Linked DNA regions of Homo sapiens: regions 2 and 3 are each linked to region 1. Evidence: chromatin contacts called from ENCODE Hi-C or POLR2A ChIA-PET data. All regions are on one chromosome and are shown on one strand. Each heading gives the region's core, a stretch centred on a gene start or an enhancer-like site at or near the end of the contact. The rest is flanking DNA. Distances are from core to core; before and after follow the strand shown.

Region 1 (2,700 bases), core at 95-2,594:
TTACAAACAGCATTTTAACAGTAATTATTAAATGTTACAAAACATAAGATACAAAATCTAAATCCTTAAAGTCACACGATTTCTACAGAAATAAGACCCTCGCCCCACCCATATTACTTATGACTCAGGACAGTAGTTCGTCCTCACGGGGACCCACTGGCCAACTTTTCACCAACCCTCACCAGAGGTGGATGCCGGCCCTAGCACTGGCCCTGGCCCTCATACTGGCTTCAGCTCTGGCCTTGGCTCTGGCCCTGTCGGCCTCGTCTGCTAGGGCCTCACGGTACTGCACTGGCCAGTGCTGCGGTTCCTTCTTATGCAGTTTGGCCACGAACCCCAGGACTTCCATCTTGCTGATTTCCAGGTTGCTTCGGGGACCCCAAGAGAATTCATATTCTGGTGGATTGGTGTGAGGCACCCGCCTGTAACTGAGATATCGCTGCTGCACAAAATCTTCCATAATAAGCCTCTTCGGATACCCAAAGAGGAAATGATACTTTGAGGGTTGCACCCCCAACCGACGCAGCATCTCCCAGACCTGGGCCTCCCTGGCGCTATTACCTCTCATATAGATAAGGCCCAGGATCATCATTAACAGACCCAATCTGGGGCCATCTCCTCCCAGATCCTCCTCCTCCTCCTCCTCCAGAGGTTTTAGTTTGTTGATCAGGATGTAAGTGTGGTGCTTGCGGTCAAACTGTTTCAGCTCAAAACCAAAGACATACCGCAGATGCTCTGCGGCCCTTGCGATGATGTCCGGGAACAGAATCTTCAAGTCTCCAATAACGTATTTCACCATCTCCGAGCGTGTGATGGGACTCTTCTTCTTGTCTTTCACCAGGAGGAACTGCACCAACTCCGCCACCGTCCGATTCAGCCGGCGGTAGGCCCTGCGCCTTGCCAAGGCTTTGGCCGCCAAGGCCCTCGCGCCTTTCCGGGTGAGGGCGGGCTCCGCAGCCCCCTCCTCCCTCCCGGCGCCAAGCTCCTCCTTGGGGCGCTCCTGCGAGGCGGTCGGGGCCCGGGTCTCACCATCATGGCCGCCATCCTTCTCCCCCTCGGCCTGCGGGACCGGGAGCCCCCTGCTCTCTGGTGTCTGCAACATGTTTTCGGGCAGGCAGGTGCAGAGCGCGTACACGGGCCGAGGGGTGTGGGAGCCGCCGCGCAAGCCCCGGGGGAGGGGTTGGACAGCGGCAGTGACGGCGGGAGTACAAGGAGCAATGGCAGCGGGAGCTTTGTGGCTGCTGGGCCGCACCGCACGGGAGTCAAACCTGCGGCCGCAACGCCGCCAGCAGCCGGAACCTGCGGCGCGCAGCCTCAGTCCGCGCCCGCGCGAGGGGCCACTTCCGGCCACCTCAGCCAGGACGGCGACCCTAGTGCCGCGCGCAGCCCCTCCTTTTCCGGTCCCTTCTGGGTTGGGGGTGTGCCCAGGCTGCTATAAGTGGAAATGCCCTGGAGGGTGGGGACGGGGGTGCGCCCTGTGACGGATTTTAGGCTTGAAAAGTCGGGGGCGGGGGAATGTAACCAGGACTCTCCCATCCAAGGCATGCAGACTGGGGAATGTTTCGGTGTACAAGAGATGAAATAGGGATGGAGTGCCCCCCACGTTCTTTCTGCAAGTGCCTATTTGTGAGTGTGTGTATCTGGGATTTTCAGTGCTTTACCGGGGCTCTTGTGCAGAGTGCACGGTGAAGGCTGCGAGGTAAGACTGTGCGAACCAATTAGTAAAGGATGCTAGGGAGACTGAAATTTATTCTGGACGTAAAGAGAAAATACTGCAGCGGGATTTAAGCAAGTGAGTGTCCAGACCAGATCTGTGTCTTCGGTTCTGGCGGTATTGTGGAAGATAGATTGGAGTTCGGCCGGCTAAAAGCTAGAATCCAGTTTGGAGGATTATTATAGTGCAAACTAGGAACTGGGACCCGGCCTATTTACTGGGTTGTATCCTCGGTGCCTAGAGCAGTGCCTGACACGGAGAGGAACTCAATAAATATTCAATGGATCATTATGATGAGGGAGTAAGGACAGCAGATTCCATGGGGATAAGAGGAAAATACTGAGAAGTACAGCAGGAATAGGGACTGGTTGGAAGAAAGGGGAAGTTTGTTCTTTTTTTTTTTTTTTTTTGCGCAAGTCAAATTTGACTACTCCCATGTATTTCTTTTCTTTTTCTCTTTTTACACACTCTGAGCTTTCTTCTGCTTCTTGCTCCTTCCTTCCTTCTTTCCTTCCCTCCTTCCTTCCTTCCTCCCTCCCTTCCCTCCTTCCCTTCCTGCCTTCCTTCCTTCCTTCTTTCCTTCCTTCCTTCCTTCCTTCTTTCCTTCCTTCCTTCCTTCCTTCTTCCCTCCCTCCCTCCCTTCCTTCCCTGTCAGAAATGCCCTCTCTATCACCTCCATTTCTCCAAATCCTGTCCACTATTCAGGGCCCAGTTTAAACATCACCTTCCCAAGCCTTCCTTAGTCACCACGCATAGAAGTTATTTACTGTCATCTCTGAATCACCTTAGCAATTGTTAACATCCACATATATAGGCTTTATTAGGTGCCAGGCTCCGTTCTAATCACTTTTCAAATATTAATTCATCAGATTCTCACTAATGTAGGTACTAATACCATCATCCCCATTTTATAGATGATTGTATCTTTTCTGTGACACAGTTTGCTACTTACTAGCTATGTAATCTTGGGCAAGTTACCTAAACTT
Region 2 (2,704 bases), core at 29-2,528, 580 kb before region 1:
TGGTTTTCGTTCCGCACCCTAACGAGGCAAGAAATGACAAACTCCTCGGTCCCCCTAGGCGGGCGCCGGAGCACGACGGGTCAAGTCGGAATCGCCACGTGGAAACAGCTCTCAGCATCGCGAACTCCAAATCCCGACGTGCAACGCGGGGCGGGATGGGAACAGTTTGCAGGAACTGCAGAAGCCTGTGGCGTGGAACCTGGACAGGTCCCGTGCAGAAAGGGCGCTATGCCTTACAGAAAAGTTCCTTGCCTCCCAAATGACGCCCAGCCTTCCTGCCCCGTTCCACCGCTTTCCCACGGCCCCGCCCCTCTACAGAGTTGGTTTATTCCCCGCAGCCACCGCTTCTTTCCCCAAAGAGAAAAAGGTGCTGCTGCGCCTTTTCAAGCCTTGGACCTTTACGCCCGCACTTTCCTCTGCCCAGAAAGCTTACTGCTTAACTCCAGTACAACTTACTGGTGCGCCTGGATCCACCCCCGTCTCCACTCTGCTTAAGACACAGGAGGCTGATAGGCTGGAAGAATGAATAGATGACATAAAATAGTCATTGTTATCCCCACATAACTTGGCAGCAAGATTGTGGAACTCTGCAGTCAGACAGATCGGGTTCCAATACCAGTTCTTCCACTTACTAGCTGGGTAAACTTCCTTCATCCTTCTGAGAGTTCAAGAAACGTTTGCTGAACGAATGAATAAGATGTTTTGCAGAGATAATGCTTGTATCGTGCCTGGCCCAAAATCAGCGCTCAATGGAATTACTGGTCTCCCTACTATATGCCTGCCACCTTCTCTATTTATGCAGGTTCTGAGTTCCTCGCAGCGGGGGAACATCTGGCTCGGTTCTATCTCCCCAAGGCGCTGGGTTCCCAGAAGTTTCTAGAATGAATACGGAGGGCTACATATTTCACATGCGCGGGGCGGGGAAACTGCTGGGCGATTACAGATTCCCGATGGAGCTGGCCCCTTCGTGGCGACCACAAGTCCTATCACGCCACAAGAATCTCGGCTTGTTCACCTACAAATGAAGGCCGACGATACTTGCAGACCGAGTCTGACATCTATGGGACCCCACTCCTACCCTGCGCCTCAGGGGCCGGGACAACCGTGACCCGTACCGACTCCTCGCGCCTCCGGGATCAACCTCAGACCCCTGTGGGCTCCCGGGGAAGACGCATGCGCACTGCTCCCTCCTCGTCTCCTTCCCTTCGTTAATTAGTCCATCGCATTTCAAGTGCTGGATCCTTTTTGTCCCCTACTGCGTGCGGTGGCAGCTTCCTTGCGGAAGTGGTGACCGTGAGAGAAGAAGATGGCGGCCCCTGTAGTGGCGCCGCCTGGTGTGGTGGTTAGTCGGGCTAACAAGCGCAGCGGCGCGGGGCCGGGAGGCAGCGGTGGCGGGGGAGCCAGAGGGGCGGAGGAGGAACCGCCGCCGCCCCTACAAGCAGTTCTGGTGGCCGATAGCTTCGATCGCCGCTTCTTCCCCATCTCCAAGGACCAGCCTCGGGTGAGCGCCGCGCACGCGAGCAGCCAGAGGGCAGGAAGGGTGGCAGGGCTGGAGCAAGTTCTCATTTCGGCTAACTACAACAGCATGCCCTTGAAGGACCTGCGTCTATGCTGTTATCCTAAAACCGGATGCAGAGGGACTGTCTAAACCCTGATGACTGCTGACCAAGTTAGTGGCCGGCAGATTTGGGCATTCGTAATGCTGTCCACCTCGGGTTTGAAAGGAATGAAGAGAGCTAAATGTAGAAACAGCGCTTGAGAGAAGCCTTCACGCGGGGATTCAGTGCCCCTAGAAGAGGCTGCGCCGCTTTTAACCTTGCCGATGACGGTTGCTTAGGTGAAAAGAAACGACCTTTTGCCTCTGAAAGGGCGGTAATATGCCTTAAAAAGAGCGGGCTAGATCTCAGGCAGTGTATTTTTTTTTTCCTTCCAGGTTCTAATGATAGCCGGTGCTATCTGTCGAAAGGACAAAATGGGTTTAGTGGTTGATTGCCATCAGCCCCCGAGTTGTCTAGACAATGGGGTATTGGACTCAGCTGGGTCGTTCAGCAGTCAGTTCAGAAAGAGGGAACTGCATTGGATTTAAGGAAAATCCTCTCTAATTCCCTCGAAAAAGCCTAATGGCTGTTCATTTTTGACAAGTGACGGGAGATGGCTAACCTCTGACACTTAGAAAGGGATCAAGGAAGGAAATCTTATGGGGAAGAAGGCCTTAGCAATGCTTAAATTTATGGAAATATGATTGATTTCCAGTATTATCCTTTGCCAGCAGTGAACTGCCATTCTGTCACAGCTCTGTGTCTGATACAAGGCACATAGATTCTGTACTTACCATCCCCAAATTGCAATGTCTCAGACTCAGGCTTAGAGCATGGCATGAACATCAAAGGCAGGAACCTGTTTATCTTTGAATTGGAAAGATACAGCAAAATTACACTGTTTGGAAATACGAATAGAGGAGTGAAAATTGTTGCAGTGGGGTACCCAAAGGGATTCGAGACCTCAAGTTTTTTTTCATCTTGTATCCTTCAGGTCCTCTTGCCCCTGGCCAATGTGGCATTAATTGACTACACTCTGGAATTCCTGACTGCCACAGGTGTACAGGAAACATTTGTCTTTTGTTGCTGGAAAGCTGCTCAAATCAAAGAACATTTACTGTAAGGCCCTGCAACTTTTCTTTCCATGTTTCGCCATCTTTTTCCAG
Region 3 (2,700 bases), core at 15-2,514, 590 kb after region 1:
GCTAAATGGTGTTCCACTTGCAAAATGTGCTAGTTCTTATTTGATTTTTTTCTTCTTTCTTAGAAAGCTTTCTCTTTTCTATCTTTTACTTAGAGATAAATATTACATTTGAAGTCACATCTGTCCCACACCATTTTTTTCAGGGTTGAAAGAGGAAAACTAAATGAACCATAGACTTAGGGAAATAATGGAAATATGTATGTTTTAAAAAAACCATTTATGTTCCACGTATTTCAAGGAAAGGAAATGAGGAGAAACATTAAGAACACCACAGAACCATTAAAATGGACAACTCAAAGGGAAAGTATTTTACCAAAAGCATTATGTATAACATGTTGCTGATTAAATTTGTGTTGTTATATTTAATGTGTAAGTATACATTATCCTAACTAATTTAAAATATGTTTATTGAATTTACTTTACATATTTTATTTATTTGATGGAACTTTATGTTCATTTTTTAAGAAGTCAAGTATCTCCTCATTTTGGCATTTGATGAGTAACGGGAGAAAACCTGAGAAGAGACAGAAGTAATGCAAAGGTCACCGTATCTTCCAGCATAAGTGATGTAGAAACAGAAAGATCTTATTTTCAGTCAAAGTGGTGAAGTGGCAGAAAGAAAATATCCCCCAACTGGTTTGCTGACACTAATTTTGCCATATAGTGAGGACAAAAAAAACATGTCTAGGCGTTTAACTCATTATCTCCTAAACTATGGTACACAGAATGTCTGACACAACTGCAAGAGATTTTGTAAGCCAAAAGGGTTCTGTAATGACATGTTTGGAAAATGTTGCAGTCTTTTTTGAAAGTTTATAGTGTATCTTAACACGTTCCAAACGTGTAATCACAATTCTTTTTCGCTCATAAAATCTATTAATAACCCTTGGAATCATCTTTCAGGAAATGCTGAAAATTTTGCTTCTGTTTAGGATGTAGAATGTTGCAAGAGAACATTGTTCCCATCATAACAATGAGAAAAATCTTGATAATCCACAAAGTCATGATGCTTCTTGAGCTCATCAGAGAGTTGAGGTCACAAGGCAATCAGATGAACTGAAATTCCAAAGAGAGGCAAGCCCTTTTGAAGAGAGACAGGACACAGAAACTGTGTTACCTTTGGCAGAGCATAGGAGGAAGAGAAGGCACCGTAAAGGTAGGTAAGAAGAAAGCAGCTAAAACTGTAATGAATTCTTAAAGGCTGAATGTGGGCTAATGTAACATTTCAGAATAACGGGAAGCCCCAGTCACAAAAGGAGCCTGCACTCACTTGCAAGCTTTCTTCTGTGGGCCCTTGTGTTACTTTCCTAGGGCTGCCAGAATGAAGTACAGCAATGTGCTGTGTAACAACATTTCAGTCGATGACCCCATCTTCATATTGCTATCTTCTCTGTATGTCTGTCTGTTTTCTCTCTCTCTCTCTTTTTTTTTTTTTTTTTTTTTTTTGAGACGGAGTCTCGCTCTGTCGCCCAGGCCGGACTGCGGACTGCAGTGGCGCAATCTCGGCTCACTGCAAGCTCCGCCTCCCGGGTTCACGCCATTCTCCTGCCTCAGCCTCCCGAGTAGCTGGGACTACAGGCGCCCGCCACCGCGCCCGGCTAATTTTTTGTATTTTTAGTAGAGACGGGGTTTCACCTTGTTAGCCAGGATGGTCTCGATCTCCTGACCTCATGATCCACCCGCCTCGGCCTCCCAAAGTGCTGGGATTACAGGCGTGAGCCACCGCGCCCGGCCCTCTCTCTCTCTTTTTAAAACAATTTTTAAAGATACAGTACAGTAGTGTTAACGGTATATATATTGTTGTGAAACAGATCTCTAGAACTTCTTCATCTTGCAAAACTGAAACTCTGTACCCCTTGAATAACTCACCTTTTCTCTCTTCCCCATTCTACTAGTAGCACCATTCTACTTCCCATTTCTAAGAGTTTGACTATTTTTGATACTTCACATAAGTGGAATCATGCAATATTTTTCTTTTTGTGGCTGGTTCGTTTCACTTAACACAGTGTCCTCAGAGTTCATCTGTGTTGTAGCATATGATAGGATTTCCTTCTTTTCTTTTTTTTTTTTTTTTTTCAGACAGAGTTTCACTCTGTTGCCCAGGCTAGAGTGCAGTGGCACGATCTCGGCTTATTGCAACCTCCGCCTCCCCGGTTCAAGCTATTCTCCTGCCTCAGCCTCCCGAGTAGCTGGGACAGGCACCCGCCACCACGCCCAGCTAAGTTTTTGTATTTTTAGTAGAGATGGGGTTTCACTTGTCTCGAACTCCTGATCACAGGTGATCCACCTGCCTTGGCCTCCCAAAGTGCTGGGATTACAGGCGTGAGCCACCACGCCCGGCCCTATTTCCTTATTTTTTTTTTCTTTTTTTTCTTTTTCAGATGGAGTGTAGCTTTGTTGCCCAGGCTGGAGTGCAATGGCGCCATCTCGGCTCACTGCAACCTCCAGCCTCCCAGGTTCAAGCAATTATTCTGCCTCAGCCTCCTGACTAGCTGGGACCACAGGTGCCTGGCATCACGCTGGCTAATTTTTGTATTTTTAGTAGAGACAGGGATTCACCATGTTGGTCAGGCTGGTCTCAAACTCCTGACCTCAAGTGATCCACCTGTCTCAGCCTCCCAAAGTGCTGGGATTACAGACATGAGCCACCACGCCTGGCCTACCTTCTTTTTTAAGGCTGAATAATATCCATTGTGTGAA

The links. A loop is a pair of places that touch in the nucleus more often than their neighbours do. ChIA-PET counts read pairs that join two places held with the same protein, here RNA polymerase II (POLR2A). Pooled maps may share reads with other maps.
Region 2: a loop to region 1 is called in a map of B cell, with 9 times the contacts of the local background. The contact joins the promoter of EIF2B5 here to the promoter of MAGEF1 in region 1. A Hi-C loop is called at or near these places in 1 of 168 maps with a recorded cell type or tissue (B cell), 1 of 37 single-sample maps with no recorded cell type and 10 of 50 pooled maps. POLR2A ChIA-PET finds 5 or more read pairs at or near these places in 1 of 52 experiments (T-cell).
Region 3: a pooled map shows a loop between it and region 1 (4-fold over the local background). The contact joins the enhancer-like site here to the promoter of MAGEF1 in region 1. A Hi-C loop is called at or near these places in 1 of 168 maps with a recorded cell type or tissue (B cell), 3 of 37 single-sample maps with no recorded cell type and 9 of 50 pooled maps.

Annotation. Positions count from the first base shown.
Region 1 is chr3:184,710,720-184,713,419 of GRCh38, forward strand. It overlaps MAGEF1 (MAGE family member F1), which reads right to left and starts at 1,345. Exons shown (of 1, transcript NM_022149.5): 1 at 1-1,345. The coding sequence starts at 1,102. The coding sequence ends at 179. LOC107986163 (a long non-coding RNA gene) reads left to right here and starts at 1,524. Exons shown (of 5, transcript NR_160768.1): 1 at 1,524-1,699. RefSeq lists an enhancer at 545-604.
Region 2 is chr3:184,134,080-184,136,783 of GRCh38, forward strand. EIF2B5 (eukaryotic translation initiation factor 2B subunit epsilon) reads left to right here and starts at 1,279. Exons shown (of 16, transcript NM_003907.3): 1 at 1,279-1,501; 2 at 2,533-2,657. The coding sequence starts at 1,307. It overlaps EIF2B5-DT (EIF2B5 divergent transcript), which reads right to left and starts at 1,182. Exons shown (of 2, transcript NR_183721.1): 1 at 457-1,182; 2 at 1-199. RefSeq lists enhancers at 1-309, 1,179-1,238, 1,559-1,628 and a silencer at 1,379-1,488.
Region 3 is chr3:185,298,132-185,300,831 of GRCh38, forward strand. It overlaps a transcript of MAP3K13 not described here. Among named protein-coding and RNA genes, the nearest start is that of EHHADH, 45 kb to the left of the region's middle. Within about 2 kb of position 1,265, at least 4 of the 41 ENCODE cell types and tissues checked have a DNase peak (open chromatin) inside an H3K27ac peak, as active enhancers do; they include B cell, where a contact is called at or near this core.